2 separate regions of the Mus musculus genome follow, and region 1 is linked to region 2. The links are chromatin loops, found by intact Hi-C in ENCODE. Cell type or tissue: heart. All regions are shown on one strand. Each heading gives the region's core, and the rest is flanking DNA. Links, peaks and the distances in the headings are about the cores only. Region 1 holds the start of Agap1 (ArfGAP with GTPase domain, ankyrin repeat and PH domain 1). Region 2 has its middle 130 kb from the start of Gm34331.

Region 1 (16,220 bases), core at 5,579-10,578, 220 kb after region 2:
CAAGGCAAGTCATATATATATATATAAAACAACAACAACATTTAATTGGGGCTGGCTTCCAGGTTCAGAGGTTCAGTCCATTATCATCAAGGTGGGAGCATGGCAGCATCCAGGTAGGCATGGCACAGGCAGAGCCAAGAGTTCTATGTCTTTATCCAAAGGCTGCTAGTGGAAGACTGACTTCCAGGCAACTAGGGTGAGGGTCTTAAGCCCACACCCACAGTGACACACCTATTCCAATCAGGTCACACTTATTCCAACAAGGCCACACCTCCAAATGGCGTCACTTTCTGGGCTGGTCGTCTTGGGTTCTATAAGAAAGCAAGCTGAGCAAGCCAGTAAGTAACATCCCTCCATGGCCTCTGCATCAGCTCCTGCTTCCTGACCTGCTTGAGTGCCAGTCCTGACTTCCTTTAGTGATGAACAGCAACTTGGAAGTGTAAACTGAATAAACCCTTTCCTCCACAACTTGCTTCTTAGACATGATGTTTTGTGCAGGAATAGAAACCCTGACTAAGACACCCACCCAAAGCTAAGGGTCCTTATTTCAATGTCATCTGGAAGAATAAGACTTGGATTTCAATGTGGGATCATCTGCAGTTGCACTGAGATCTGACAATCTTGATAAAGCCAAGTAGAGTAATCGTTCACCCAAAATGCTTGTGACCCTAGGTGTATTTGAGGTTTTTCCCGAGGTTAAAATAGTCATGTTTCTGTAAAATGAAAAATCTGGAGGACCACAGACAAGTATAAAACCCATGCATGCTGCACACACCTTTCTGCTGCATTATCTTTTCTTGGTGAGACATGGAGAAAATGTCCTTTCATCCTAGGTAGGGCATCAGTGATTGACAGAAGTGACTCCATCCAAGTCCACTGCGGTGTACTGGTTAGTTTATGGGGCTTACGTTAAAGGAGTGTGAGTGGCCACAAACAACAACAACAACAACAACAACAACAACCCTGAAAGTTCCATCACATCCCTGCATGGGTGATGGCCACCAGGAAGCTGCATGGATGGAGTCCCCTTCAGTCACCCTTACCTGGGTCAGGGATGCAGAAGGGAGAGAGACACTGGAATTGGAGGTGAGGGTCTAATGACCCATCCCACTCCTTCCTTCTCTGATGGATGGCAACAGAATCTTGTAAAGGTCTCCTGTGGGTGATCATAGCTGTACATGGAAGACAGCGTTTCACAATAACCTATTATGGCTTGAAGGTAACTTTAAAATGATATTTGTTTTATTTTTAAATTGTGTCATTTAAGATATATATTTATATATTTATATTTTATGCTCTCTGTATGTGTGTGTGTGAGAGAGAGAGAGGGGGCGGGGGAGGGAGAAGAGCCCGACTCTTTCAGAGGCAAGCACACCCTAGCTTTGATGTGGAGTAAGCTCTTTCCCACTACCATGTGGGCTCTGCGATTTAATGCTTAGTGTGTCATGCCTGCCAGTGAGGACTTCTACTGACCAAAACATCTCAGCAGCCCTGTGATATGTTTAATGGTTTTGGGCCTGAAACCAAGCTTTGTGGTGTGGAAGTTTCCTCTTGTGACACCGTGGTGGTGCTCATAGAGTTTAGGATTTTGGAGACTTTCCACCCCAGAGTTTTTGGATTACAGATGCTCAACAGTAAGTAGCCCATTAAGTTAATCTTACAGATATTCAGTTAACGTGAAAAATCTTTTAAGAGGTGACCTTAAGCTAAACAGTAAGCTGCCTGTTGTTTACATGGCAGGAAGGCAGTCTTTGTGTCCTTAAAAATAAGCATGGACCTAAAAATATCAGCGCAAATGAGGTAAGACGTGCAAGTTAGGAGTGGCCGTGTGTGCCTGAAGTCACAGCACTTGGAGTTTGAGGCAGGGGAAGTTCAAGGTCAACCTCTGCTACACAACAAATTCAAGGCCAGCCAGGGCCACATGAGACCTCATCTCAAAAAACTGAAAAATAAAATAAAGTCAGGCTTGGTGAAATGGCACTTCAGGCAAAGTGCTCACTGAGGGAGCTTGGTGGCCTGAGCTCAATGCCTGGAGCCCACAAAGAGAAGGCAGAAGGAGGAGGGAGTACAAACCACACAGTCACCCTCTGACCTCTACCCTGTGTCATGCTTGCATCGTGGCTCATGCATGCCCCTCATCCCATACCACGCACATATACAACAGTAATAAAATAAAATAATAGTGACATAGAATCACCAAGAACTAATTGTGTCCACCTATGTATGTGTTCCTATCACACAAGACCTTAGAGTGAGATTCTGAACAAGTTAGTGGTGGTTAACCCATTGGGCCACAAGTTAGTGGCAATTAAACCACCGGACCACACAATGCTGGAGAGACCCCCACAGAGGCCATCATAGCCAGCTCGAAGACAAATCTGCCAGCCTGGTTATGTGTTTTCTTGAGTTCTAATGCGACTCCAGCTATGACCGATAAATCCAAGATCTGTAACAGACAGTCAGTGGCAAGTTTATTAAAGTGTTATAGACAGAATAGTGTGCCCACTCTCCAGAGAAGCCCTAGCCCAGCTCCTCTGGAGTCTGGGCTTGTGTTATGAGGTGGCAAAGGAGACTCTAGGTGGCAGGTGGAATTAAAAGTGCTAATCCAGATGACCTTGAAGAGGTGAGCTGAGGCTGAATCATCCTCCTGGGCTTAGTCCAATCCCAAGGGTCCTAGAGAAGTGGGAATGGAGGAGAAGGAAGGCTCTGGTGTGACAGAATAAGGAAGAGTTTTGTCACCTTTGCTGGCTTTGAACAGGGCAGACGAAAGCCACAAGCCAAGGCACTCCATAACCTTGAAAAGCAGAGATCCCACCAGACTCTCAAAAGGACCAGTAGCCTGATGACATGTTGATTTTGATTTGAGAGCTTGTGCCATACTTCTACAGACATGTGCTTACCTCGCCAAGTCTGGGGAAGCAAGAGCGAGCTGGTAATGAGGTTCCAGGTGAGCCATGACCCTCAAACAAGGACTACCTGGAGATGACAAGCCAAGTGCAAGGGGGTTGGGCATTCCAGAGACCTGAACAACATGCAAAGCTTGATAAATGGGGACACTCGGAGATGACACGCATTTGCAAGTACAGTCACATACATAGCACGATTCTGCTATGGGAATATTCCAGGGATCCTGGAAGTATGTCTAAATTAAGAACGGATTACCCGGGTACAGTGGTACAAATGCATAATCCCAGCACTAATAGTTCGGGAGGTGGAGACAGGAGGATCCAGAGTTTGAAGTTAGCCTGGGCTACCTTTGGAGATCTATCTCAACAACGATAAAAAGTGAGATCAGATTATTGGGTCTCTAAAGCAATGTTAGCCTCTGACCAGCACTTACTATCTCTGAGTTCCTGTGTTAGGAATTCACAGGAGGCTCAGACAGGATGGCTTGTCCCCATGGCATGTGGGTATCAATAGAAAGACTTGAAGCTGAGCAGGCAGAACCATCTAGAGAGGCTCATATTTACACAAGCTCTCTCTAGGTATTACGAATCTCTTCACATCATGGTGGCCAAGGGGAGGCTGGAGAGAGAATAAGAAAGTAGATTCAGTAGAGGGAGAAGGAGAGAAGAGACTGCCAGGCTCTGAACATGAATGTTTCCAAGCCTACACATCTCACATGAAAGCTTTGACTGTGCCCTCTGGTTGAAGGGGTTGAGAAAACATGGTTGCCAGCTCTCATCAAAGCATGGAGTAAAACAGTTATGGGCTCAAATCCTGCCCCAGCCAGTTGTCAGAGTAAGGTTCAGGGTGACGATCACTGATCACCACTCCTTCTCCTGAATGTTGTCCTTGTGACCTGTCTTTTCTAGTTAAGAAAATAAAGGCTCCGGAGCCCCTTGGCTCTGAGCAACGCTTTGTGGGAAGAGCCTAGACTAACTACATCGGCGGATCCAGAAGGGAGACAGCAAATCAAATGCCCAGAGTGGTGCTGCTGAGGTCTGTGTCAGTTCTGTGGCATCTGGTACCAACTACACAGGCTTGGGTCAAGTACCAAGCAGGAACATAGAGTGCTTTGCTCTCCCCTGTGACGTCATTTCATCAGATGGTAGCAAAATCCTGAGAATAAACTCTCTGCTGTGCTCTCTGGACTCTCCCTCCTGCCCCTCCTCTTGTGACCTCTCCCCCAGGGCCATCAGGAACTTCTGTAAGACACTTCCCATTACCCGGCATGGAGACCTATGGCCTGTGCTGAGTGCCAGGCTCACATGACAGCCACACACAGTCAGATGGGAGTCTCACCAGTCTTGAGCTGAGCGTGAAAAGGAGTTGAACCAAACCAGGTCAAGTGAGTGCAGGGAAGCGGATATAGCACAGTCAAGTCCCCTGACACAAGAGGCTGCCTGCATTTCTCAGACGTGCCTCACAGATAGTTTAGGAGGAAGGGCTATGGCGCTGTGTTCAACGGAACATCTTGCCGTTTAAAGCATGGCCATAATGCTGTTCTTATAGATGTCACAATTCATATTAGCTAAGCTTTGGACAACAAAGGTTATGTCAGCTGGATTGGATCTAGAGACTCACTCGGCGGGCAAATCTATGGGCACATTTGTGAGGGAGTTTCTAGATTGGGTCAAGGTAGGTAGGCCTAGTCTACATGTAGATAACATCATTCAATGGGCTTGGGGCCCAGATTAACTGAAAAGGAGAAATCCAGCTTGGATACCAGATCCTCTTTTCTTTTTCCTGTGGACTCAATGGGACCAGCTGGCTCACGCTTCTGCTACCTTGCCTCCCTTGCTATGATGGGCCATATGCTTGAATTGTAAACCCAAACAATCCTGTTTCTTCTTGCTTTCCTTCCTCCCTTCTTTCCTTGCTCTTTTTTTTAAAGAAAATTTTTTTTTATTTTATGTATGCGAGTACACTGTCACTTTCTTCAGACACACCAGAAGAGGGCATCAGATCCCATTACAGATGGTTGTGAGTCACCATGTGATTGCTGGAAATTGAACCAAGGACTTCTAAAAGAACAGTCAGTGCTCTTAACCACTAAGTGGTCTCTCTAGCCTCCTTCCTTGTTCGTTTGTTTGTTTTAAGTTCCAGATATTTATTATTGTTTTAAAATTGTGTGCTTGTGGGTATAGGAGCTCACAGGGGGCAGAAAATGGTGTCAGATGTCCTGGAACTAGAGTTACAGATAGTTGTGAGTTGTCTAGACTGGATGCTGGGAACTGAACTTGGGTCTTCTTCAAAAGCAGTATGTACTTCTAATTGCCAAGCCATCTCTCCAGTGCCAACTTTGGAGACTTCTGGTGACCAGTTTGAGAGTCATCACATCTCACGAGACTAAGAGTACCTCTCATCAATGGACTTTCAATTACTGCTTTAAATGTCTGGAAGGACCATTGCATGAGAAATAATCAGAGTGTTTGGCTGTATTTACTGGAGAGGAGTCAGTAAGAGCCGAATGAATATTTCCGGGGTAGTGTTGATAAGAGAGCTTTATCCAGCACCTACTATGTGCTGGACATGATGAGTGGACCCTGACAGCAGCACTGAAGAAGCCTGTCTTCATGACCAATGAAATTTAATGGGGAAACCATTTCTTGGACACCTACTCTCTATTGGGCACTGCTCCAGGGCCTGAGGATGGGATGGCAGATAAAACAGATGGAATTGTAGCCTTCAGGAACCTTACACCCGAGTTAAGCAAGTAAAGAGTTGTGAGTTAGGTGGGATATGTGGAAAGAAGAAAATTGAGCCAGTGTACTGGTACCCTTTACAACTATAAAACAATAGTCCAAGGCGATGATCCCACGGTTCTAAAGGTCAGAAGTCAAAAGCATGTTGACAGAGCTCTGTCCCTTCTAGAACTTATAAGACAGCTGAGACATCCTTAGAAACTAGTGCTCTTTTTACCCACAAGGAGGTGAGGCACTAGTATTGGTGAACTGGGATGCCACTTTGCACAGGGTATCAGGGAAGGTCTCCTGAGAGGGTGGTTTTACAGTGAATACATACAGGAAACGATGAGGCTGGTGAAGGTTTTGGGGGAAGATGCTCCTGTCACCAGGTGTTCTCAGAGCACATCAAGGAGGTCAGGGTGCCTGGAGAGGATAGGACAGAGTGGAAGCAGAGGTGGTCTAGTGAGAGGGTGAATTGTGTCCCTTGGACACCCATGAACCTCTAAGTTCCATGACCCTCAAACGGGACACATTAAGAGATTGACTCTCTAAAGAGGCATCCAAGTGACGATGAGGTCAACAGGGCTGGCCCTGATCCAACAGGACTGATGTCATTCAATGAAGAGATTAGAGTGTAGACGTAGAGGACACTGGGCAAGGACGCAGGGGTAAAACGCTTGTCTCCGAATTGGGGAGGGGCCCACAGGAGAAGCCAACCTCGCTGACACCTGGATCTTACACTTCTGCTGTTTGAGCTGTGTGGTCTCTGGTGCTCTGACATAGTGGCTAGTGCTCCTGAGAAGAGGGTCGGTCCTGAAGCCCAGAGTTCCGTCTCTTCTGACATGGGTCGTCTCTGCTCTTCTCTGAAGGACATGGACTCTTATGGCCAGGGTTTTGCTCATACAGAGCCACCCTGTGTCACCTGGCCCCTGATACAACCCTGTGTGACTTGGAAGTCAGTTCATGGGCATATAAAACCACCACTACTCTGTCCACTGTTGTTGCTATGAATAATGGAGTCTTGTGTCTTCTAATCAGTCCCTTGGGATTGTGGTAGACCAATTGACAAGCTTAGTAGGATAATGCACACTGGAGATGCAGCTCAGATGAGGAAAGAAGATCAGAATTCAAGGTCAACCTTGGCTAAACAGCAAGTTTGAGAGTAGCCAGAGATATGTAAATCTCAAAATAAAAACAAACACAAGCTGTGGAAATGGAGACTCTACCCAGCTTGTGGTATGCATGCAAGCCAGGAGGGCTGGGGGAGCCAGGGAGGATGGGTGGCGTTGGAGGGAGAGCTGTGACCAGAGGAGAGCCATGGCCTAGAGGCTCACTAGAACTACTTTCTTGAGACTGGTCAATGAGGAAACAGGAAAAGGGAAGATGCCTAGGTTAGGTCTCATTCACTAATCCGAGACTACATAATGAAGCCTCAGCAGGATGACAGAAAGCGAGAAGATTCTGGCTCCGTCCAAAGGCAGAGCTGACATTCTGGGATCTAAGAGAACAAGGGAAGAAAAGACCACACACTGCATTTTCAAATTAGTGAACAAAGGTCTGTACTGCCTCGGACTGGGGTGGGAAGAGGTTCACAGGTATGGGGAAGATGTCTGATTTTTATTTTGTTATTATATTTTTAAAGCAGAGTCTCACCTTGGGTCCACAGCAATCCTCTGGTTTTAGTCTCTTAAGTGCTGAGACTACAGGATGTCCAACAGGAGAAAAGTCATGTTCAATCCAAAAGTTGGATGTGATGAGGAGGGGACAGGTGGATAGGTCTGGGACAGAAAATTTAGTGTCATCAACCTCTATATGATATTCAAAGGCATAAGAGAGGCAAATAAAACAGGTCTAAGGTTGACTCCCAGCATCATCCATATTTAAACCTTAGAGAAGTACAAAGGAACCCCCAAAGAGATTGAGAAGCCAGATGTGAAGCAGGGGAGTCCTGGAACTATTTCACAAAGAGTTGGGGTTTCAAGGTGGAGTAGGGACGAACAGTAGAATGAACCCACATGCCAGCATCTCTATTAGTGTTTCTGCTAAGGACGAAGATAGAGGCAAGGCACAGAACAAGCCAGGGCCTCTGCTGTGTTAGGGACAAGGAAGGCTGAACAGTACACTGGCTTGAGGAACACTGGAACTCGGAAGAGTTCCAAGAACCAAGAGCTAGGCTGCCTGGGGCCCTGGGCTGCCCATTAGCTTGCATTTGAACCAGGTAAAGCCCAGGGCATTTGAATCAGGAATGTGGGCTGTTTATAAAACACCCCTGCATGGTGAGACAGTGCATAGACCCAGGACCTTTACGGCCTCGGACTCGTCCTGGATCCTTGGAAATCTACAACAATCTAATTCATTTGGAGTCGTTGGCATGAGCTCTCAGCTGCAGTGCGGTCTAGCTTCATGGGCTCCTGGACTGGGCTAAAGTGGGGTTAGTGTCGGGCGCTCGGAGGGCTGCGGCGTGGAGGTTACAACTCAGTTGTGCAACATTTTCGTGGAAAAGCCTAGAAGCCCCCGTGGAATTCCGTCTCACCTACCACCCCAGCCTCAGGTTTAGTTTATTGATGAAGCGTTGGACTCCCGTGTATCCCATGGGAAGGGAAGTAACTATCCTGCTGGGTTTAGAAAGGAGGCAGAAAGTTGCCAGACGGGGGGAGGGGACCCCGCGCGTCGCAGAGGTTCCTTAAGCGCTCAACTGGCAAACAAACAAAAGCGCGGGCGGGCGGGCGGGCTCGTGCGCCACCTTCCCCGTACAGAGGCGCGGGGGCTGGCACGGGGCAGTAGGGATAACCGAGAGGGACCAGGGCTCTCAGCTCGCAGATCCGCGGGCTGTAGCGGCATCCGGACGTCCCGCGGGGCCCGCCCAGTGCGCTGCGACGCGATCGCACAGCGCACCCCACGCGCGCGGGCCGGCCGGCGTGATGGACTACAAGTCCCAGCAAGCCCAGAGGCAGCGCGGGGCGGGGTCTGGCGCAATTCCCCGGGATCCGGCGCGCTGGGAAGCGCCGCCGAGGACGCAGCGGCGGCCGGAGGGCGGCGAGCGCAGGCGGGGGCGGGGCCGACGTGGGCCAGAGCCCTGCGTGCCAGGGAGGGGGCTGGCCGGGCAGCGGCGGGCGGCGCTCGGAGCGGTCTCCGCGGCTGGCAAGGCGCCTACAGCTCGGTCCCGGCTTGGCGGACGGCGCAGGGCAGCTGAGGGCCCCGGCCCGCGCGGTAGCGCGGCACTCACAAGCGCGCGGACCCAGCCGCAGCCGTGCGCCCGGAGCAGAGCGGCCACTGCCCGGGGGCCTCGGCCCCGGCGCTCGCAGCGCCGTGCTGCCTGCGCTTTAATGGCTGCTCGGCCGGCCGGCGTGTAGGGGTGCGGGCGGCTGCGGCGCGGGAAGGCGCCCGAGCGAGCCTCCTCCGCGGCCGGCCGCGCTCCATGGCGCCGCGGTCTTCCCGGACGGCCCGCTGACCCGGGACGCTGGTCCCTGCTATGAACTGAGCCCCTCTACTGCTTCATCCTCAGCGTTCTTTTCTTTTTCTTTTTCTTTTTCTTTTCTTTTCTTTCTTTCTTTCTTTCTTTCTTTCTTTCTTTTTTTTTTTTTTTGCGCCTCCTCGGCTCCGTGCTCCCCGGGGGCTGCGGCGCCCCGGGTCTCGGTGGCCCGCGGGGCTCCGGGGCGCGGGGCGGCGACGACGGGGGGCGCGCGGCTTTGGGCGCCGCGCCTGCACCATGAACTACCAGCAGCAGCTGGCCAACTCGGCTGCCATCCGGGCCGAGATCCAGCGCTTCGAGTCGGTCCACCCCAACATCTACTCCATCTACGAGCTGCTGGAGCGCGTGGAGGAGCCGGTGCTGCAGAACCAGATTCGGGAGCACGTCATCGCCATCGAAGGTGAGGGCCAGGCCGCCCGGGGCTTCTGGAAAGCGCGGGGGAGCGGGCGCCCCTGGCGCGGCGGGGTGTGTGCGCGCGTGTGTGCTTGCGTGTGTACACACGCGGCTGCCCGGCGGAGAGAGCACTGCGGTGCCTCTTGTCCCGCAAGGCCGGCCAGTCAGCCAGGGAAGATGGGTTGTCAGCGTTCATTTGATAATGGACAATGGAGTCTCTCCTGTGAGAAAGTGGCACGGTGCTGCTACGTCCGGGGCGGCCCGCAAGCCCCGTCCGGGCCCAGCAGACGCCTGGGGGCAGCTGCTTGGGATGGCGCCACTGGATCCCTGACAGGTTATCAGGCCCGGCCTGAGTGTCTTTCGTGGACGTTGAAGATGTGTTTTGAGAAGCGCTGCTGCTGGGGATGCTGTTCCGGCCAGCTTATTCAGTTGCTTCATGGCTGGCTACCCCCCCCCCCCTCCAGTTCGCGGATACAGGGGAGGTGGCACATGTAGGAAGCCAATGGGACCCAGGCAGTATCATGCCCCAGTGCTGATCGGACTGGCGTTGTACAAACGCTGGCCGTTTTGTACTAAAATCCTGAGGCAAATTATAACCCTTCTTGGGAGGCAGGACACCTTGATACTGTCTTGCTGAAAGGGGCACTTTAATCCGTCGGCTACTTGGGAGCCACCCAAGGGGCGGAAAAGTGGATGATCTTGCTGCCTGTAAGCCTGTGTTTGCACAGAACACTGTTTTGAGCCCCCAGTGTCAGGCAAGGCAGTATCCCTGCAGGGGAGGATGGAGCCGGTGGCTTTGCCCTGGCTTGTGCTCTCTTTGGACTACCCATGGCTCCCGTTTCTCTCCTACTAGGTGCCTGACCTGTTTCCTTGGGTTGTTTCTTCGGGCCTGCCATCATTTACCTGGGGGAGCAGGTGGCATCTAAATGGGTAATGTGTCATAGATCAGCCAGTGGATTAGCAGTCTATCCTCTTGAGTTGCTGTTGGCCAGTGACAGTAAAAGGCCTGCAGGTGGCTTGTCCTAGTGTAATACTGCGCCTGCCAAAGGCTAGTGAGTCCTCTGTTGAGAGCCATGGGAACCTTCCAAGTCTAGCAGGAGTGTGTTCAAAAACAGGTGCAGGTACTGCCCTGGGCTCCTCCCCCGACTCCTCCCCCTGTTGTGAGACGGCCTCTGCCCCTAAGAAAGCTTGGCTCCCGTGTGTTCTGAACTTCTAACCCTGAAGTATTTGGGTTTAAAACTTGGCTGCTTGGATAGAGATGGTGGAGGCTCTGTTGCTGATCCTCTTGGCATTTGGCAGCCTCATGTACTTGAACCACGTCCCAGGCAGGCTGGAAGACTGACTGACTATCCACCGGATATATTGTAGTTCTAGGGGAGGGTCCAAGCAAGCTCCATCCTGATGAGGGACTGGCTCTCAGTGCACCTGGGCCCCCTGAGTGTTCATGGCTGCCTGTGGTGGCTTCAGATGCTTCCAGACCCACTAAGAGGCACAGCTTCTTCTGTGTGTCATGGAGTTTTGTGGTGTTGAGGAGGGCACTGTCTCCCCTCATCATCCTCCCAGTTGATGGTGAGGAGATAGAGCTGATGGGTTCCTCTGAGAGCCGTCTGTGGGTTCCTGTCAGAAGTGCTGAAAGGTTCTCGTGTTTCTCTCAGATGGCTGCTCAGCTTCCTGGCTGCGTATACAGAAGTCTGATGAAACCCTTTGAAAGCTGGTGCCAGGAATGGAATGCACCTGACTGGAGCTTCTTGCTCTAGAGGAGAGAAAGACCTCCAGCTGAGTGTGACTCATTTCCCATTCTTAAAGCTACACTCTAGGGTCTTGTTAGCAAGAGGATGTTCTTTCGTGTTTTTTTTTTTTTTTTTAAAGTTGTTCTTCCGCAATGATCTCTCCTTGATAGCTTGATGCTCACCTTAATAAGACGAGTCCATGTCCCCTTCTCTTTATAACCTTTGTCATTCTCAGTGAAACCTGAGCTAGTGGATGGCTCATGCTGGAGACTCTGATAATGCTATTCTTTCGGCTAGGACTAGAAATGCCTATATTGTGCCAAGTCTGTAGTAAATTCAGTGAGCCCGGAGAAGAAGCGGTGGTATCTGCCTCTGTTCGTTGAGCCCTTACTTATCTACAGCGGTACACTGCACATTTGTGGAGAACTGGAGGACAGATGTTTTGGTATTCACAACGGCCTCACCATATAGAGGAGGAGGTGGAGGTTGGGAGGGGTCATGACCTCTGAACTAAAGGGTCAGTCAGGCCCCGGGTCTCTGTCTTCCCAATGCATCACTGTTTCAGGACCTCACTGTGCCTCTTGTAATTAAATCCTAATTCATGGGTTATAACGGATTGGCCTTTCTGTGTAAGTTTTAAGATACGGGCAGGTCTTTCATCTGCTTCTTCGGTGTTTGGCATAGTGAGAGCGTTGCCAAGTTGTGTAGCATGATGGTCTTGGGTGAGAAGAGGATAAACGGTTCTTACTGAGAACCTCACGCATGCGTGTGTGCTTTGATCATCTCTGCCTCCCAGTCACTTCCCATCTCCCCTCCCAACTTGATGCGCTTCCTCGCTCTCACTGCCATTACAAATACACAGGCCCATTTACTGCTGCTGTGCATACGTGCACTGGTGCAGGATTGTCCACTGGAGCATCCATTGCTCTTTTAGGGGCCACATCCTTGAAGAAAACTGACTCTTCCTCCCCAAAGCAGTCATTAAGTGCCAGATGCTCCTCAGCTAGGGACGAGCCCTTCCTCGTCTGTGCTGGAATTTTGGCAGCCTTGGTCTTGTGAACGCTATCATAGCTGGTATTTATTTATGTGCACAGTGATGTCACGTCCAGCGAATCCTGCTTCAGTGTTGACATCCACTGTCATCTTTCTGACCCTTCCTCTGCAAGGATCTCCGAGCCTTGGTGAGAGGGAGCAAGTGTTAGACAGGTGTTCCCTTCAGAGCTGGGTACTTCCCAGTTTCTTATGCTCTGGGTATTGACCAGTTGTGGGTGTCTATTAATCTGTCCTGCAAAAAGAAGCTTCTCTGATGAGGGTTGGGAGCTGTACTAATCTAAGGGTATAAAGATTAATTCAGGGGGCAGTTTGTTATTATATCCCTATAGGAGAACAATAGTATTAGGTTCTCCCCTCAGGCCTATAACCTAGCAGAACATGTGTTTTTGGCTTAGTTAGCAACACCAGACATAGAGTGCGTCTTGTAGAACGAGATTTAAATCCAACCAGAAAGTGGTTGGTTACTCCTATAACATTTGTGCCACTAATGCATATATTGCCATGTGCCAGTGGATATATCTTGGTAGGCTAGTCATTGTTACAGCTTGTGGGATCCACAGCTGGGTAAAACTGTCAAATATTTTTAGTTCTTGGTCACATAAATATAACCTTCCAGCACTATGACTGCTAGCCAGTGGGGATGAAATCCCAGGTCAGTACCAGCCTGATTTCTTCATGTCTTACGTATGTGGTGACCTCAGCTATAGGGCCTACTGTCAGATTTAGAAGTTAGCTAAGAATGACAGCAGTAGGTTATAAGAAGTGTCTGTTTTAGGAGTCTGTGGTATCCCACTAATCAGTAACTTTTGGGGGGCTGGAGAGATGGGTCAGTGGTTAAGAACACTGTTGTTCTTTCATAGGATCTAAGTTCAGTTCCCAGCATCCATGTCTGGTGGATGCCTGTAACTCCAGCTCCAGGGGATGTCCGATGTCCTTTTGGGCGTAACCAAATGTGGAACCTGCAGACACAGGTGCATGCAGACACAGGTGCATGCAGACACAGGTGCATGCAGACACAGGTGCATGCAGACACAGGTGCATGCAGACACAGGTGCATGCAGACACAGGTGCATGCAGACACAGGTGCATGCAGACACCAAATCTGGATAGGTGTGTCTTCATTGATGCTCAGCTAGGAAGGCATTGCCTTGGTGGTACAAGGTGACACAGGCTTGGAGACCATGACTAGAGTGTATGCAGGACCACCACAGTAACCGAAGTGAGACCCCATCCCTGTCAGAGACACACCCAAGTGTCTCCTTGTAACATGACTAATAAGCATGAGAAATTACAAAACATGAATCTTTCAGGAAAAGGTATGCCTGTCATTGGAAATATTAAAAAAAAAAAAAAAATCACCTGCCTCACAAAACCAAACCTGTCACTTCCCAGGCTGTCTAGTTAGCCCTTCTCCCCACCGTGGCCCCTTATCAAGGCCTTTGGGTTGTCATGACAGGGGCTTTTCAGCCTTAGGGGACTTTTGAAGAAACTGTTTCTGTGTTTACATTGCACACCAGCATTTGCCTCTGCCATGGTGGCTTTAAAACCTCGCTGCTTTCTGGCATCTACATGATTGTTTGCTCTTGGGGTGGGGAACAACCTTGGGGAAGAGGAAGATGTTTCAGCTGCTGAAACATTCAGTTGTCTCAGTGAGTCGATTTTGCCCTTCTTGGAAAATAAAGACAGACAAAATGGTTGTAAGAGCCCACTGAAGTCCCCAAATGACAATACGTTGAGGATACTGTCTGTAGGCCTGGGACACATGTGATTTTCATTCTCTACCCTGTTTAAAACACGATCTTTAAAAAAAAAACAACTTTTTTCTAGTATTCTTTTTTTCTTACTCTGAGAATCTTCTTGACTCCTGAATCTTTGCCATTTAAGGAAACATTAATGATTGGTTTCACACTGAGCCCAGCAGATTTCTGGGGGTGTCCTGCAGGGGCGTGGTCTGCTGTGGGATGTAGCATGTGCCATCCTCTGTCCGGAAGTGAGCCTGGGACCTGCCTCACCTCCATCAAGCCTCCTGTGTTAGCTTTCCTTTCCCTCTGGCTAGTCAAGGACTCTGGGGTGGATGGGTTGAGGTGTACCAGCCGGTAACCAACTGTTTGTTAGGTAAAGCTTGTCGCTCTTTTAAGGCTACAGCCTCTATTAGCAGTCACACGTTGTAATTCAGCTTGCCAATAGCAGAGCCAGGATCCATGTGTGAGCCTAGGGCTGGCTCATTCAGACCAGCAGTACACTTCCAGACATACCAGGCACTGCTGGGAAACCCAACCAAGTCTCTCAAGTTGAGACACCTCCCCACCTCCATCATTGTTCAATGATCTGTATACCTGTGTTCTGCTCGGGTCTACCATAGGAGGACTTGACGGGGGGAAGGGCACCGTCCTTCTATGTCCTCTTAAGTGTACATGCATATGTGCAAGTTTGACGACTCTTTAGTGGCATCTTAAGCCCCAGCATTTGAGGAATCTTGGAAGATAGCAGGGAGTCTGCTCAGTCCCATGATGCATCTGTGTTATTGAACATCTGTGCCCACTGGAGTGCAGGGTACTTAACCCATGTTATGCCAGTTCATCGTGTGGTAACCATCCCAAAACATGGCTACTGTCCTGTTGTATGACAACATTTTTCCTGGGAAGATACAACACACTCACCACAGAAAGGGATCTATCCCATGACAGACCAAAGTAAAGATATACCACCAAATCCAACTTGAACTAATGAGTATTACTGGGGTTACTTACATGAGTGGCTGAGGGGTCACTTACAGGAGCAGAAATGACACAAAGACAGCTGCATCACCAAAGCCCACCCCAGTGTGAGTGACAGCTCACAAAAACCGGGGATCTGGAGCACACTGCACAGCCTGGGGGCAGCTCAACAGGTCAGAGAGTGTCTATTCTGAGCGACTCAGTTGGTCTAAACCTCTTCAGAGCAGCTCCACTGGTTTGTTTCTTCCAGGCAGCTAGCTGGTTTGGTCTCAGAGTCTTCTTTGTAGCTTGGTTTGTCTGAGAGGGACTCTCGGCTTTTTATTGCTTACTCTGGGAGGGAGGGAGAGAGGGGCCTAGTGAGTCTGGTTAGTTTCAGGGACTTTTTAGAGCTGTTTTGAGTTGTTCCCCTTCCTGTTTAAAAGAGTTTACCTGCAGGATGGGATGCTTCAATCTCAGAGGCAACTGTTTCATAGCACAGCTCTGCAACCCAGTAGGTTAACCGAGATGAGCTGTGGAGGTAGCGGTAGAGCCCCTGCTGTGTGTAGTTCCCATAGCTGCCTGTCTTAGATTTGACCCAGGGAGAGACAGGTTTGAGGATGTCCCAAGTAACCAAGGCGTCTTGTTCACTGTAGAGTTGGTTAATGCAGTAAACTTGGTAAGAGTTTGTTTAATCTGGTTGCTGCAGGAGTGTATATTTAGGGAAAAAGTTTCTTCCTGCTGCCATGAGTGGGTCGCCTTTCCCTTGGCTTCCATCGGCCGTGCTGGTGGTCGTATTATAGGTTTATTCAGAGGTGGTGGTTTCACCTATTGCTTCCCGTTGAAACCTCATGCCCAGCCAGAGCTGGAGGCTCTCACAGTCTGGTAGCTCTTAAGTATGCCATGGATACCCCTTCGCAGAGACACTGTAAAGCCGGTGCAGGTCAGTGTTAGCCACAGCTGGCCCTGCCTCCCTGGAGTTGAGACCCTCCTGCTCCTGTGCCAGCTGTCCTTGGCTCAGCGTCCAGCCTGGAGAGCTTAGATCTCCCAAGGGCAGATCTCAGGCCTTGCTCACATTTGAGTCTTTGGTGCTTTTGTGGGTCAATATCTGTGCTTGAAGAACGTCCTGCACTGGCATTGGGCAGCCATTTCCTTTTGAGTTTCCTTGTGAGTGTGAACTGAGTTATCCTCCTGCAGAAGTAAAATCTTGTCCAGAGCATAAAAGTTAGGGCTGGGCAAGTTTTGGATG
Region 2 (16,220 bases), core at 5,837-10,836:
AGGCATCTCTAATTCTAGTACCTGGAAGGTGGAGGCAAAAGGATTAAGGCCAGCCTGGGATACAAGAGACTATTAAAAACAACAACAAAACCCAAGAAACAACAAAAAAGAATTTCCACTGTTTTGACAGCCCCTGGTACTTTTGAGTATGTTGTCCCCACAGTCTACCTTTGCTGCTAGGCAACTGCTAATCTATTTCCTATCACTGCCATTTCATATTTTCTAGAAATATGAATTCCTACAGTTAGGCAACCAAGCTCCTTTCTCATCATGATGTGGGTCTCCAGCACATTATTTTTTACCCCTGGGAAATGTTCATCTGTTTTGTGACTGAACCAACCTTATGTCTGCCTCTTCATCAGACAGACACTGCAGTGGGGTGGAGTTGCTGACTGTTGGAAGAAAGTTAAGGAGAACATTTGATGATGCTTCTCTCTATGTTCCCATGTTCCCATTTCTCTTGGATAAATACCCAGGAACAGGATCTGTGGGCCCTATGGCAAGTGCCAGCTAAACTCCAGACAAAACCGCTAATGGCACCCAAGACTTTGTTCACATGTAAACCAATCAAAATTGAAGAAAAAAATTTCAGCTCTTCTGTTTTGACTGTCACATTTCCTGTGTTCTGTAACCTCACAGGTCTAGTGACTACTGAGTATGAAACACAAGGTATCCCCCAACACTCTAGAGTATTCTATTGGACAGCCTGGGAAAGTGAACACCTGAGTTTTACAACAAAAAGACTTCTTCATTGTCCAGTTTAGTGCCAAGAGACACCATTCCCTCTAGAATTAGCTTTACATTATGAACATTGGTGCAGCTCAAAGACCAGGGAGTCTGATGGCCTGTGAGAAGCTCTCATTTACTTGGAGCTTCTGGCTGGCTATCATATGGAGGAGCCACTACAGAAGCCCTCTTCCCTCCAGACCTCAGAACATTCCTGCCTGGGATGTTCAAGACCCACAGACTCAATGCAATGAAGAGGGGGCTCTGCCCCTTGCTGGGGAAAGATTTGAGTGTCCAGGTAGCATCACTCATTGATCAGAACCAGGCTCAGAGATGTAGCATCTCCACATCATCCCACATGGACTCTTCACTCCCCACTTACAGCAGAGGCTGAGGAATCCCACGACAGAGTGCTGGTCAATGGTCAGTCATCCCTGGTACAAGATCAAAAGTCTTTGGCTCTCTAAACAAACTTCCTAGGATTTGACAAATTACATATCTTGTACCCTCGGATCAGACATGTTTATCTCCCCTTCACTTTTGGTTCTGGTTCCCTGAGCTCTGAGTTTAGTGGAGAGGGGTCTGCTAGGAAAGGCAGGAGCATTGACACGGCAAGCTCACAGTCCTGGTGTGTGGCCTGTGAGAGGTACAACATATCAGAAAGGGGTCTTTGTTACCTCTGGGGCAATGTTGTGAAGGAACGGATTTGAACCACCAATTTGAACAAAGCTGGCAAAACAACACTGCTTCTTGTGGGCTTTCACCATTAATCTCTTATGTCAAGGGAGAATCAGATGCCTTAATGAGGTCATCAGCTGGCTCGGAATAGAACCAAATACAGCTGAAGGACACCATTGTTTGCCAGACATAGTGACTGGAGAGCGGCCGTTGCTTTTCTGTTCCAGGAAGAGAAGGGACAGCTGCAACCAACCTGCTCTGCAAACATGGTGGGGATCCGAACACCATGGGAGTCCACTCCTGCTTTGGAAATGGGATTCCACACCACCTACTTCCACACCACCAAGTTAAAAGGAGCTTCCTATTGTTTTCATGGTGATTCTAGAGGACCGGTTCTTCCTCCTGGGAGCCATCTTGCTTTCTCTTCCTTTTTGGTGGGAGGCTCAATGAAAGAACAAGATTCTCTCGGGGGGTAGGGGGTAGGGTTCTCAGAACTGTCCATGGAAATATGAGTGCATGTTTGTGTGGAGGACTGTTGTGTGATTTCTGTAGAGATATGGAAAAAAGGTCTAGTCACCCCAGATAGGACACTGTATTGGCTAGTTTTGTGTCAACTTGACACAGCTGGAGTTATCGCAGAGAAAGGAGCTTCAGTTGAGGAAATGCCTCCATGAGATCCAACTGTAAGGCATTTTCTCAATTAGTGATCAAGAGGGAAAGTGCCCTTGTGGGTGGAACCATCTCTGGGCTGGTAGTCTTGGTTCTATAAGAGAGCAGGCTAAGCAAGCCAGGGGAAGCAAGCCAGTAAAGAACATCCCTCCATGGCTTCTGCATCAGCTCCTGCTTTCTGACCTGCTTGAGTTCCAGTCCTGACTTCCTTGGTGATAAACAGCAGTATGGAAGTGTTAGCTGAATAAAGCCTTTCCTCCCCAACTTGCTTCTTGGTCATGATGTTTGTGTGGGAATAGAAACCCTGACTAAGATAGGCACTGATGACCCACAAAAGAAACAATTCTGTTCATCTCTTGCTTGGGAAAACCAATGAATTTGTTGAAGTTGCTTACAAGATTATGGGGGTCTCAAAAGCAGCTGCTCTGGAAAAGTCAACCCTATAGAAATACAGGCAAGCTGCACCACAGAACCTCCCCTCACAATTTGCAGATGGCTCCATTGAAGAGTCTCTTCTCCCACCCACCACTTTCTGCCCTTCCATTCTTAGGGAGAAACATCAGGGTTAGGGTTGTCCTGTAACATTTTTGTGAGTGCCATGAACCCAGAGACTCACCGCTTCCTAATGCCCTGGGACAGAGGTCAGGGCCCAGTACCACCCTTCCAGGGTGCACTTTGTACCTTAAGTCACCTTGGCTTTGGAAAGAAGGGTCCTGAGGTAGAGGGTGGAAAGAAAGACAGGCATACTAGGAAAATGAAGGACTACACAATGGATTTTTAGTAGATTGGTTGCAAAGGGGGACCCTATTTTTCCACCCTTTTTCATATGCACACCTCCTATAATGCACGTGTGCACTCTTTTCTCCAAGAGTTACAATGTAATTTCTGCATGCCCCATCTATGCACTGCCTGTTCAATTTTCTTTACCCAACTGAACAGGGTAGAGGCTGCTGAAACTAGTTCAGAACTCAGACTTCAGGATGCTTTGCAGACTTTTGCTCTCTCACCTGCACCTGACTGCTCCTGTGGAAACAAGCCTAGGGCCAGCTGTTAGAGGGCAAGACACCAGATGGAACCCGGAGGGTTGAGTGTTCTTCTCTAAGACCTCTGTAGAGCAAGCTAGGCTATAGATAGCTTGCAGGTGTATGGACCATCTGGTGGAGACCATGCTCACAAGTAACAGGATTGTAAGAGGTCACACACGATAGCTTCCTCAAGTCACTAAGCGTGTGATGTTTGCTTGTGGTGATTTGAATGTGGCTGATCCCTATAGTCCCAGGCACTTGAACCCCGGATTCCCAGTTGGGGCACTGTTTGGAGAGGTTTAAGTGATACAGCCTAGGTGGAGGAAGTACAGCTCCAAGAGGAGGTCTTGAGGAAAGCCTTGACTACTCTGCATTATGCTTGAGGTTCAAGAGGTAAGCTCTTGGCTTCCTGTTCTGCTGCCATGACAGCTGCCTGTTTCCATGCCGTGATGAACTCTTACTCTTCTGGAACCACAAATACAGCGCAGGACACTGGGTGTCCTCCTCTGTCACTCTCTGCCTCATTGTCTTGAAGCAGAATCTCTCACTGAACTGGAGGCTTCCTGCCTGGCTGCCCAGAGAGTCTCTCAGAACTGGCTGTCCCCACTCCCCAATGTTCCTGACTTTTTACATGGGTGCTAGCTAGGAATTTGAACTCCTGTCTCCATGCTTGCCCAGCAAGCGCTTTTTACCCATGGAGGCACCCCCTCAGCCCCTCAGCCCCTTACTGTTAATTCTTAAGGATTTTTCCTCTGTGCTCATTTTTTGTTTGAATTTTCTATTCTGTTCCCCCACCCACTCTGCCTGTGTGGTGACTTTAGATGGGGGTTAAGCAGAGGAACCTATTCATGCCTGGGTTTGTAGAAATAATGAGTCTAATGTCTGATTGCTTTTGTTTATTTGCCCTCTTGGGTGGCTACTTCGCTATATTGATGAATAATAGCTGAGACTGGAAAGCTATGGTTTTGAAATTTATAGCTAAATTTATGCATAATTTCCAAGCTGGAAAATTACATTTCTGAAGAGCTTCTCTTTCCAAACAGACCCTTCCCAAGCACCATCATGGAGAGAGTTTTTCTTAACCCTACTTACTCCTAGGTGCTGGTCATCATGTTGGTCAAAGCCTAGAGGGGCTGAAATACAGGAGATGGGTTTCATTGCTCTCAGTCGCTAGCTCCCCTTAATCTCCCCCCTCAACTGTCCATTGCATTCAGGGGATCTTTTCTGGAATTGGGGGTTGGCTGAGTGATGAGACACACACACACATACACACACACACATATACACACACACATACACACACATATATACACACACACACACACCAGGCATCCAGACATCCAGGCTCTAGACCCCACAACCTGCCAATGTGTTTCTTTGTATGTCAAAGGGGATTTAGGAGAGAAATAAGACTTAAAATAGGAAACTATCCTGGGCAATCCAGGTAGGCTTTGTGTAAGAACAGGGCACTTAGAAAAGACAGGAGAAACTCAAAGTGCAAAAGACTCTCAACCAAGTCCCTGTTGACATGAAAGGACCAGGAGTAGGGGTCTGCAGCCTCTGGAAGCAGCTCTCAGCCTTGAGTTGATTCTATCCTACCATCTCCTCATCCTGGTCTGCCGAGTTGTGAGAACTCAAGTTGGATTCATACTGCTCAAAGTGTGGTCCCATTTTCACTCCCAAAGAGAGCGTCTGTTGCTACTTATATTTCCAGAATACTTGGCTGCCATTAGCTGCTAAAAATAGCTTTTACTCAGCCTGCAGGCTTGCCTCCAGACCCAAGTATCACCTTCCCTGGGGGCAGAAGGGCCTGTGTCCACCCCTGAAGAAGCCTGTGCCACCTTCTGGCCTCTTAAGTCTGCAACCCCGAGTCCCCAGTGCCAGGTGCAGATGGGCTGGGAATTTGGGAGAAGAAGAACCTTCTGTGATGACTCCTTCTCATAGGCGGGCGTCGGCCCCATGCCTCTCCTCTGTGGCCAAGAAGGGCACGTGTGGAGTGGCTGCATATGAGTGCATGTGATACACACACACACACACACACACACACAGGACAGGCAACCTGGTGCCAGCAGCCATTTAAGAGTAGTCGCACCCAGAGGAAGCAGTGTGTGTGTGTGTGTGTGTGTGTGTGTGTGTGTGTGTGTGTGTACAGGTGCAGTCTCCCACACTGTTTTGCCTGCTTGGGCTGCAGCAACCATTTGTTTAATTCGGCTTCCCCCCCCCCCCTATTTTCTTTTGTGCAGCAAAAGAAGTTTGCGAAGTAAGCAAATATAAGTGAATTCACACCTTGCATGTGCTCTGGAGGCCTCTCTGGTCCACATCTGCCTGTCTCTATTGCTCTCGTCCAACTTCCAAGGAAGGAGTTGCTACTATGTAGGGCTCTGAGGAAAAGCAAGAGACTGCAGTTAGAGGGCTCCACTGTGCAGGAGGCACGGGCCGCTATGGGCGGAAATAGCCTGGAGAGCATTGAGAACAGAAAAGCCAGCAGGAAGTGCTGTGGTATGGTATTTACTACTCATTTTACAGGCTTTATTTCTGGGTGTATACACTTTAGTATTTAATAGTAGTGTGTTTATGAAGAAGCCATCATGGAGAGATTCCTAAAAATGAAACCTCAAGCCCACGAGTGTTGTAGCATGCTGGACACTCCTTACTGGATCTCCGTGGGGAGCAGAAGCCAGGGGTCAGGCAGTCGAAACTTCACATCAGGCAGGTCCTCTATTCCCCTGTACAGCTCCAGGGGGCTGAGTGTCAAATTCTTTCCTTGATGCCAAACACCCATACTTTAGCTCTGCTCAGACCCTGGGGAGACTCAAGTTCTGGAGTCTTCTGGAGTGTTCCAGCATGAATGGCTTATGGAAATGCATGCTCCGAGGATTTCCTACCAGTGAGCCAATGATCCCAGTGTACAGACAGTTTCCAAACATCTGTGGTGCTGAAGTGGAGAACCACTCCTGTGCCATCACAAGAGGAAACCACACCAGTGTCTCTGATCCTGGGGCTGAACATGAATGAGGCCAGGACAAGCATTTCCCAGATGAGGAGGAGCTGGTGGGCCCATCCCTAAGCAGTCCTGAGTGTCACAAACTCTCCAGTTAAACTTCCAGTTTGAGAACCCAGAAATCCCTTTCTGTTGCCCGGACAACCAGTTCCAGCTTCAGGTTAAAGCCGAGCAAACAGTGTGAGTGCCAGACTGGTACAATTTGTAAATCAGCAGTGCCCAAGATTACTGCCACAGCCTCATGCATCCTGCAGAGCTCTCTGGCCAGCCTGCTGGTGATAAGGCTCATGGGAGCAAGCCTCCTCCAGCTTCACCTCTGGGACATGTATCTCACGCTCTGGGTGAGTTCCTGACTCGATGCCTGGTGGTTGGTTCTATGCTGATCAGATTCTGCTCTGGGTGGTGTCCCACAGCAAAGCTTTTTCCCATGGGAGGAAACACATTTGCAACCCTAGTATCAGCAGCACACACGCACACGCACACGAGCATTCTTCTGCACACATACATGCACACAAACATATTTCTGTACACATACAGACATGGATATATACACATTCAAGCATGCCCCCCCACATATATACAAACAAACATGGATTTGCATACACACGTCTCTTACACACACACAAACATGCTTCAACAATCTGAAAACTTGCATATTGCTTTAAATACCATTAAGGTGCTAATGAGCCCATTCAGGTCTCCAGTGCATCCTTTACTCTGCTCTTGGAGAGCTTTGTCTGTTGGCTGTGGCATTTTCTTCCTGTACATTTCACAGGTTCTGTGTTGGACACAGTACTACTAACACTCCCCTTTCCAAAGCCCCAGCTCCATCTTCAGCATTTCCCATCCATCGGTTTGTTAGGCACCAACCCCGAGGTCTCTACTCAGTGGCCTCTCCCTCTCAACACACCAGCAGTCCCCATCTGGTGCCAAAGGCCTGGAGGATTCTTGAGAGCTGCTGGTCTTCAGCTTGTTAGCAGCGTCAGGATGGTGCTAATATTAGTGAAGGAAGCGGCAGCAGCAATGGAGTAGATGAGCCCATCAGTGAGAATGAAAGCCAGTTAGGAAAAAAAGAAGTCAACGCTCTTCTCTTTCCAGGTTCTTTATCTGACCTGCTACCAGAAGGCTCAGCCCACATTTAGGCTGGGTCTTCCCACATCAATGAAGACAGTCAAGACAACCTTCCACAGACATGCCTATAGGCCCATCTGATATGAACAATCTCACTGAGATTCTCTCATCCACAGCGATTCTAGGTTATGTCAAATTAACAGAGCTTACCATCACAGAGATTAATGGATGGGTTACATAAACCATGCAGATACGCTGAAAAAAAAAAAAAAAGGATAATCCACATCCCAGAGGAAAAAAGAGACTTCCTCACGCTACTCAGAGTGGCTCCCACTTTAAAAACCTAGGACGGCTCATTTCCGGTTGCTGCTTGACTCGTTCATTATTTCTGACTTCCTTCTTCCCATTTCCAGTGAAGCTTTTGCTACGTGCTCACTCCCAACCACCTTCTCCTTGGCGTCCCCTGTGCTCAACTTTTTCCCTGTCCCTTCCCAGGGAATCCCCTTAGCAGAATTCTGAATGCAGTAGAAAGCCAGTGGCTCCACTTCTTGACAGACCAGCCCTAAAGTCATCTTGAAAACTGGGGACACCAGCAGCACAAGGGGGTGGCCAGGGTAAAGCATGCACACGTGGGTAAAGCTGGGATGACGGGGATGCTCCCTGCTCCCCAAACTGGGTGAGACCCAGAGACCATCCAGGTGTTGAACCATTCTGGATTGATCGCCCCCAATCTGGGTCTCTGTAGGAAACGACTGGGTCATTTCACTCGGGGCCTGACCAGGAGGTTTCTGTCTGTGTCACTTCCCGCCCTGTTCCCACATGAGGCTGCTGGAGAAGTCTGAGTAGCAAAGAGGAAGCATGGGGGTGGGTGCTGTCCGGTGTCTTCAGAGGCGTGTCTACATCCATGCGTGTCACCCTATAAGAGTGAGTGACAGAGGACGAGGAGGTGCAGATTGCTGCTGACACCTGGGACAAGTGACAGAATCTTGTCCAGCACAGACAGCAAAGAAGCAACCATCAAGGACTCAGGAAGAGAAAAAGCCATTACAGGAGTGGTGATATGAAGCAAGGGTCCGAAGCAGCCCCTTGAACACCTTTTAGTCTAGCTCAGAGGGGCACAGTATAGGGTCTAGGGCCACAGACACCCTCTGCTATGATAGTGTCCTCAAGACCAGTCATAAATCATTGGATTTTTTTTTTCCATAGTGTTTGGACACTAGATGTCACTGCAGGAAAAAAATCTGACCAGGAAACCCATGCAAGGGAGAATGCAAAGTGAATGTTTTGGCTAGCAAGGAAACAGTTGCCGTGACAACGGGCAAGCTGCTAAAGAACTTCCTCCTTTTTGAACAGCCTGTGGCCTCAGGGTGATGTTCTGGTCAGCAGCCAGGAAAGGAGAAGCTGATCCTGTGTATAGTGAGAGATGGAAGAGCAGGAGGGAAGACAGACAGGAGGGAAAAACAGAGACAGAGACGGGTTGGCTCGGTGGCTCGGAAGGCATAGGCACTTGGCCTCCAAGCTTGACGACCTCACTTTGATCCCTTGACCCTGCACAGTAGAAGAGAACCCCAACTTAGACTCTAGGACTGTGGCCTTTTCTTGTGAACCATGATATCACCTTCCCTCCCTCTCAAATAAACATTTAAAAAGTATATACATACACATACATATACATAATGCGTATGAGTGTTTTACCTGCTTGCGTGTCTGTGTATCGTATGGACTTTATGCCCATAAAGGCCAGAAGAGGTTACTAGATCTCCTGGAACCGGAGATACAGTTGTGAGTTGCCATATCGGTGCTGGAATCGAAATTGGGTTCTCTGGAAGAGTAGTGAGTGCTCTTAACCATCTCTCCAGCTCCTAAAATGCTTTATAAAGGGAGAGAGATGCACAGCAAGAGGAGAAAGACAGATAGGCAAAAAGACAGAGATGTACAGGGAGAGAGACAAAAATGGAGACATAAAATCGGGGATACAGAGGGAAGACAGAGAAAAGAAGACATAGACACCCAAGGAGAGAGACGGAGACACAAGACACAAGACAGAAACAGAAGGAGGGAGGGACGGAGGGACGGAGGGAAGAAAGCAAGAGGCAGACACAGTGAGGGGCTCTCAGGAGACACACTTTGAGCCTAAGCCCTCTTCAAAGGTGCATATCGAAGTGACTCCCCCACCCCAGTTGTTCTAATGATGATCTCTGTTGGTCAGTGTAGTGTCCACTGCAGGTAAAGACAAGGGCGTGGCCAAGGAGGCTTCGCTCACCTTCCACCGAGTTCCCAGCAGACTCAGTTCCCAGCAGACTCCTGTGTGAGTGGGATTTAAAGTTTGGCCACTGAATATTCAGAAACCTTTTTGCCAGCCACATCTTTCATGACCCCCGTGTTCATTTTCATGGCCCCATACCAAGTCATGACCTTCAGTTTAAGAATCTGTGATTCACACGAGACAACCCTCCTGCCCTTGTCACAGCTGGTTCCTGGAGAGTGTGAACTTGCACCCAGCAAGTCTATAGAGGCCAGGATGTGACTTCTCTGGGGATAGTTGTGTTTTGAGAGGAAACTTCTTATTGGAACACATAAGATATTGGTAATTAGATATCTATGAATGGGGATGGAGAATTATGAAAGTTCAGTACTTGCGCTCTAGAAAAGCCTTGGGCAAAGTCCTTCAAGAAGCCCTGGGTGCAGCAGGTGGGCCAGATGCTTTTCAGAAGCTCCCCGATGCGTCAAGGAGCGGTGCTAGAAGAAACTACACCCCCAAAAAGATCAGGACAAGATCTCTTCTCAAGAAGACAAGAGAAGTATGTTCCAGGGACCTAGGTCTTCGGGAAGTGAAAGACTAGACTGTCCCCAACAGTGCTGTGAGCTGATCACAGAAGGCCACATGAGAGCTATCAACAGCGGGATCCACGGAAGCCAAGATGGATCCGGAAGCCCACAAGGACTTTTCGCAGCAAGACTGAGCCCAGAAGAGGAAACCTAAGCCACAGGGGACCTGGGGATGAGCCTTCATGGTGAGCTGCTCCACCTGAAGGCAGCCCTCTCTCCCCTCTGCCTCTGTTAGTCTGTAGCATCCTACAGCAAACATTTATTATTCCCATTATTTCAAAGCACAAAAGCATTACTTGGGCCTGTTTTGCACATAGCAACCACCTAGTTTCTAAGCCGTTTCAAGCACCCGCCTGGTCTCACATCTTGTTTATTAGGATGTACATTAAGTATATTGAGATAAATTAGACACTCTGGCTGTTGCTATCAAGACAAGATGAGGGAACTGGGGAGATGCCTTGTTATGTAAAGTGTTTGATGTGCAAGCGTGAGAATCTGAGTTCAAATCCACAGCACCCACGTAAAAGCCGGATGGGGTGGCAGTGTGCATCTGGGACCCCAGCACTGTGAAGACAGGAAGAGGCTGGTCTCAGGAACTTGATGGCTGGACAGTCTAGCTGAAGTGGTAAACTCCAGGTTCACTGAGAAACAGTCTCAAAACGGAGAGTGATTGAGACACCAGAAGCCGACCTAAGGACCCCACCTGTGTTCATGCACATATACTTGATATTTAGGCTTCTTTACAGACAGACGTACACTCACACACACACATGAGAACATGGGGCGAGCATATTCTGAGGCTCCAGTCTGGCTGTCGGGTCCCACTTGCCATCTGTCATGTCTCCAGATCCAAGAATGAGGGAGCAGATTTAGCTCCCACTGAATGCTGTGGCTTAAAACCTCCCCCTCCTCCCCCTCCTCTTCCCCTTCCCCTCCCCCTTCTCCTCCTCCTTTCCCTCCTCCCTCTTCCTCCCCTTCCCCTTAACTCCCCCTTCTCCCTCCTCCTCCCCCATCTTCCTCCTTCCTTCTCTCCTCCCACCCCCTTTAGTCCTTAACTTTTCTCTTCAAGTTATTGCCAGGGCTGTGCACATCTGACTGCCCCAGGTGGCGACAGTGCATTCATTGTGCCTGCATTTACTATGATGAGGGGAGGAATCTTCAGACACTTAGCTCCCCACCCCCCTATCCAGAGAAAAGGATCCCACAAATCAGGGGAAGCCCTCACATTGGTTTACTGGCAAATGTGGAAAACCAGGAAACACGCATGACTTGGCCACACCTGCTCACAAGTACGGATGCTGTGGAAAAAGCGGCAACTGCTACTCCTGCTGCCCTAGAGGCACCCCATGCGTACGCAGACAGTGGCCTTCTGTGGGGATCCCACCTCCCATCATGGACCTAGTCCTCAGTGACCCCCTTCATGCTCTGAATTCCAACCTTGGTAGAACTTGATAACGCTACTCGCCTTTTCCAACAGTTCTGCTGGGCTTTTAAGATATCACTGGCTCTCAAAGATGATCTGTGGAGGTAGGGATAGGGCTCCGTCATTAAGATGTTTTCCTTGCAATCAAGAGAGCTAGAGTTCGAGCTCCAAACTTATGTTAACGAATCAAGGGTTGTTGGGACACACTGTAATCCCAGTACTGGGGAGGTAGAGACAGATGGACTCCTGAGGCTTGCTGCCCAGACAGCCTAGCCTCTTTGGCAAACTCCAAACTCCAGGCCAGTGAGAAATGAGAAATCCAGGCTCAATTTTTTCAAAGGGTGGCTATGTCTGAGGAATGACAGCTGAAATTCTTCTCTAACCTCTACATGCACTCATGGGCACATGAGTCCACAATTACACACACACACACACACACACACACACACACACAGAGAGAGAGAGAGAGAGAGAGAGAGAGAGAGAGAGAGAGAGAGATCCTGAATTAGTCTGGCTGAGAGCTTAGAAGCCCCTAATGCAAGAGCCAGACCTGTACTGTAACAACAAATGTCTGAGAACTATATACTCCAATGGCCACCAAGTCATGTTCATAGGCCAGCTCTGATGACTGTCCGTTGTCATGTGGCTCATAGGCAGGAAAGAATAGTCTCTTTACTTTCTGATGATCAGAAGAAAAATCAGAAGTATAGCATTTTGTGATGCACAAGAACTCTCTGGAATTCCAACGTCATGTCCATCAGAGGTTTCATCAGGACACAGCCCTGCTCGTGACTCCATGTATTTCTACAGCTACTTTAGAGACTGCAGCCCACGGAAGGGCAGAAATGGTACCCAGCCTTTTAAAAGATTCCTCCACGGTCAGGTCTGCAGCTGAGACATCCCACCATCATCTCCCTTCACCTCCCATGGTTTCCCAATATTTGTTCCCAGAAAACCACAGCAGGGCCTTACTCTTTGTCTTCTTTGTCCCAGTTGCCTGGAGGCTGTGGGTTATTTCACTGTGTCCCTCCTCAGCCACAAGGAATGCAGGCCCCTCACTTTCCCCAGATCTTTGTTGATCTCTTCTGCCTGCCTCAATGGCTCCTTTTCTAAACTGATTGCAGCCCAGCCCTTGGGACCTGCTCTGCTCTGCTTGCAACTGAAGTCCCTCCTGGCCTGCTTAGTGTTTCAGAGTTGCCCATCCAAATATCCAGAGCGGTCTGTCTTTGTGACCCCTCCCTAGCATCAACCCAGGGGAGCCCTTGGAACAGAATTGTCAGTGAATTGCTTACTGAGTAGATGGCAGGATTAATGAGTCACGCATCCTACTCCTGAGCAGTGCAGGGCCCAATAGAATGATTAATTGATGGATTGATTTTCCTTCAAGACATCCCAAATGGCCTCTCCCTCTCGTTCAGTCATTTATTCACTAGAACAGTCCTGAGTATCAAGGCTGGGTTTGCTTCTAGAGTTGCAGAGATGTACAAAGATGGAAACCAACCCTGTGTCATCTCTCTAATCCTTAAAGGGACAGAGACTGAGCTGCCATTTCCTGGAGTCCATATCTCTTTACCTATGTTCCCCTGCAGAGCCTTGCTTAGCCCACACCTGTAAACAATGGGACCACCTTACTGCTGCCCTGGCTCTGCCTGAGCTCAGATCAACCTCTGGGACTCATCAGGCATAGCAGCTCTTTGGGTGGCTGCCTGATTCTGGGTCCCTGGGGCTTTGGCTCAGGTAGAAAGGGCAGTAAGCTCTTATCATGAGAGCCCTCCAATCAGGGATGTGGGTGTCTGTCAAAGACTTCTAAGACCTAAGTGGTGTTGTTTCGTGCCAGCTCCTAGGGCACTGGGTTATGGAAGGGACAGCTTAGGCTGAGAGCTCACTCAGCCTTACCTCATAAACTAGAGAAGCAAAGCAGAAAGATGCACAGTATACAGATGTAGAAATTCGACAAGGTATGATGGAGGTGGCCCCCAGCAGGTAGGGGTTTGTACAATGGTTTAGGATGCAGCAGAAGCTCAGGGATTCTACAGAGAAAGAACTTCTGGGCAGGGATTGAAAAGCATCCAGGGAGAAGAGCTGCCAAGACAGGAAGGTTGGGACAGCTGAAGACTGAGCCCAGGGGAAAGATGGGACTGCAGGATGGGAAAGGGCACCAGCTGTGTTAAGGATTTGCCTTCCATGGAAATGCAGACCCTGAAGGGCTTGAAGAAGATGCCACAGGATAGCATGCATTTCAAAAGAAGTCATGAGGTGGAGGCAATAAGTGACCTCTGTTGGGTTACACTCTTGGTTGGCCCTGCCCCTCCTTGGAATGTTTTCACCCAGAAGGCACATGGAACCTCAAGCACGCCAGACTGCTCAAGAGTGTGTTTACACACACACACACACACACACCTTCACACCTTCCCTTCTCTCTTCATCTTCTGTCTGATGAGTACTTCCTGCTATTAGGTCAAGAGCCACCTGCTGGGAAAACAGGGCCTTGTCCTGTCTTCACCATTCAGAGCTTTAGTCTCCCTCCTGTCAGAGCTCACAGTTGCCCCTGCCATGTTGCCTGTGTGGATTTTGAAGCATGCAATTACATTAAGATATTGAGTGGTGTCTTTTCTCCAGGTCATAGACCCGCTCTAATTGGCATTTTTTTTTCAGTATCTTTCAGAACAGAAAGGACAAACATGCAAGTGCTGTAAATGCTCCAGGATCCCTTAAAAAAAAAGCCAGTTTGGCAAGTAAAATACCCATCTATAGAATGGAATAACTAAATCTTAAAAGACCAGTTTGAACCATGATGGCACTGCATGCTTTTTTGAAGTGGAAGGAGGGGGATTGTGAAGTAGAGGCCAAACTCTATTCTATAGCCCCCTTTTAGTCAGTCAGTCATTTTTAAAAAAATCTCTAACAACATAAAGTATAAAAAGATGAAACAATAAACGATCACATCCAAGTTGGGCAAGACAAATGGACAGAGGAAGAGTCCAGGAGGAGGCACAGGAATCAGAGGCCTGCTTGTTAGCAGACTCAGGGATCCCATAAAAACTCTAAACTGGACGCCATAATATGTATGCAATGGACCCGGCGCAGACCTGTGCGTGCCCTATGCGTGCTGATTCAGTCTCTGTGAGTTCATCTGAGCTCTGCTCATGTTGATCTAAAGGGCCTTGTTCTCCTGGTGTCCTCCATTCCCTGTGGCTCTTCCACTCTTTCTGCCTCCTCTTCCACGGGGTTTCCTGAGCTCTGACAGGAGGAATTTGTTGGAGTACCCCAGGATCTCCCACTCTGTGTATGTGTATCTAGCTGTGGGTCTATATTTATTCCCATCTGCTGCAGGAGGAAGCTGACGATGTCCGACCAACGCACTGGTCTGTGAGCATAGCAGGATAGCATTAGGGATCATTTTATCACATTTCTTTTTCTCTTTATAGATCTATGGTAATTGGTTTTGCCCTAGGTCTCTAGATTCTCAAGTCTCGGCTCCTTTGTCACCCAAGCAGTGGAAAGTATGGTTTCCATCTCGTGGAGTGAGCCTTAAATCAAATCAGTGATTGGTTGATTGCTTCCATAAGCTTTGTGCCACTCTTGCCCTTGCGTATCTTGCAAGTACTGTACCGTTCTAGATGAAGTGCGTGTGTCTGGCTTGGTGTTTGTGTTTCTCTTGGCGGTGTGGAGAGTACCTTCCTGTACCAAAGATGCTGAGATACAGGGTAAAGGCTCTGTGCAGGCACCAACCCTACATCTCCATGTTAGTGAGTTGCGTAGGTGTTGTCTTCAACAATAGGTGTTGTGTTTTTTAAAAAGGTAAGGGGAGAGGAGTAATATGTTTGGTGGATGTGTAGTCAGGGGGAGGGAGAGGGAGTGCCTCTGTGGGCCCATGCTGAGGCATCCCTACCCCCTGAGGGACCAGCCACACAGTGGTATAGTATAGAATAAACTTTATTCAGGCATGGGGGGAGGTTTGAGGGAATAGAGACAGAGAAAGTCAGAGAGAGTAGAGGAGTAGAGGCTGGCCATGAGCACGTGGAGAGAGTGGGGAGGAGAATGGGGAGAGAGGGGGAGCAGGAACAAGAGGGCAGAGCAAGAGCAAGAGAGCAAGAGAGAGAGGAGGGGCACGCAGCCCCTTTTATAGTGAGTCAGGCACACCTGGCTGTTGCCAGGTAACTGCGGGGTGGAGCCTAGACTGAATGTCAATAATAGGGCCTTTCTGTCAATTTGTGGAGAGCAAATTATAGTTTTGGCAACAGTCATGGGCTATTTGGGGATTCCATTGGGACCCCTTTGGACACCTGAATTAGCTGAAACCCAATCCCAGGACAGGAAGTTTCATTTGGTGACAAGACATAACCAGTAGGGATATTGCTTCCCCAGTGTTTGGTGATTCCATGTAGATTACCTCCATATATGTATATGTCCTAGGAAGTTTCTACTGCCTTAAGTGTCCATATCACCTCTCACACACCCCTTAATTTCAGGTGTCGCTCCCCATCTTCCCACCTACAATCTCCTCCTCCACCTCCCCACTGGATCCTCCCATCCCAGCCTCTCTCACCCTCCCACACCTATCTCTTCTACTTCCCTTTCCTGATGACATCTATCTGTCCCCCAGTCCCTTACTCTGTTCCTAACCTCTGTGGTTCTGCAGTGTGTGGCTTGGTTATCATTGACTTAACAGCTACTATCCACATGGAAGCAACTATATACCATATTTATCTTTCTGGGTCTGGGATACTTCACTCAGGATCATTTGTTTTTTGTTTTTTGTTTTTTTTTTCTGTTGTTCCATCCATTTGTCTGCAAA

What was found. Hi-C counts contacts between places; a loop is a spot of excess contacts. Peaks named below come from ENCODE experiments on the same cell type or tissue, not always from the same donor. Only the 100,000 strongest peaks of a DNase experiment are listed, where the experiment ranks them.
Region 1: it touches region 2 in a loop (8-fold over the local background); 10 of 42 quality-filtered maps call a loop at or near these places.

The regions. Positions count from the first base shown.
Region 1 is chr1:89,446,091-89,462,310 of GRCm38, forward strand. Agap1 (ArfGAP with GTPase domain, ankyrin repeat and PH domain 1) reads left to right here and starts at 8,721. Exons shown (of 18, transcript NM_178119.3): 1 at 8,721-9,502. The coding sequence starts at 9,340. In heart, for the core only: CTCF peaks have their summits at 8,640 and 10,492; DNase peaks (open chromatin) are centred at 8,641, 9,541, 9,861 and 10,531; H3K4me3 peaks cover 2,866 bases; H3K27ac peaks cover 2,339 bases.
Region 2 is chr1:89,227,074-89,243,293 of GRCm38, forward strand. No RefSeq gene overlaps it. Among named protein-coding and RNA genes, the nearest start is that of Gm34331, 130 kb to the left of the region's middle. In heart, for the core only: a CTCF peak has its summit at 8,390 (motif pointing right); DNase peaks (open chromatin) are centred at 8,008 and 8,498.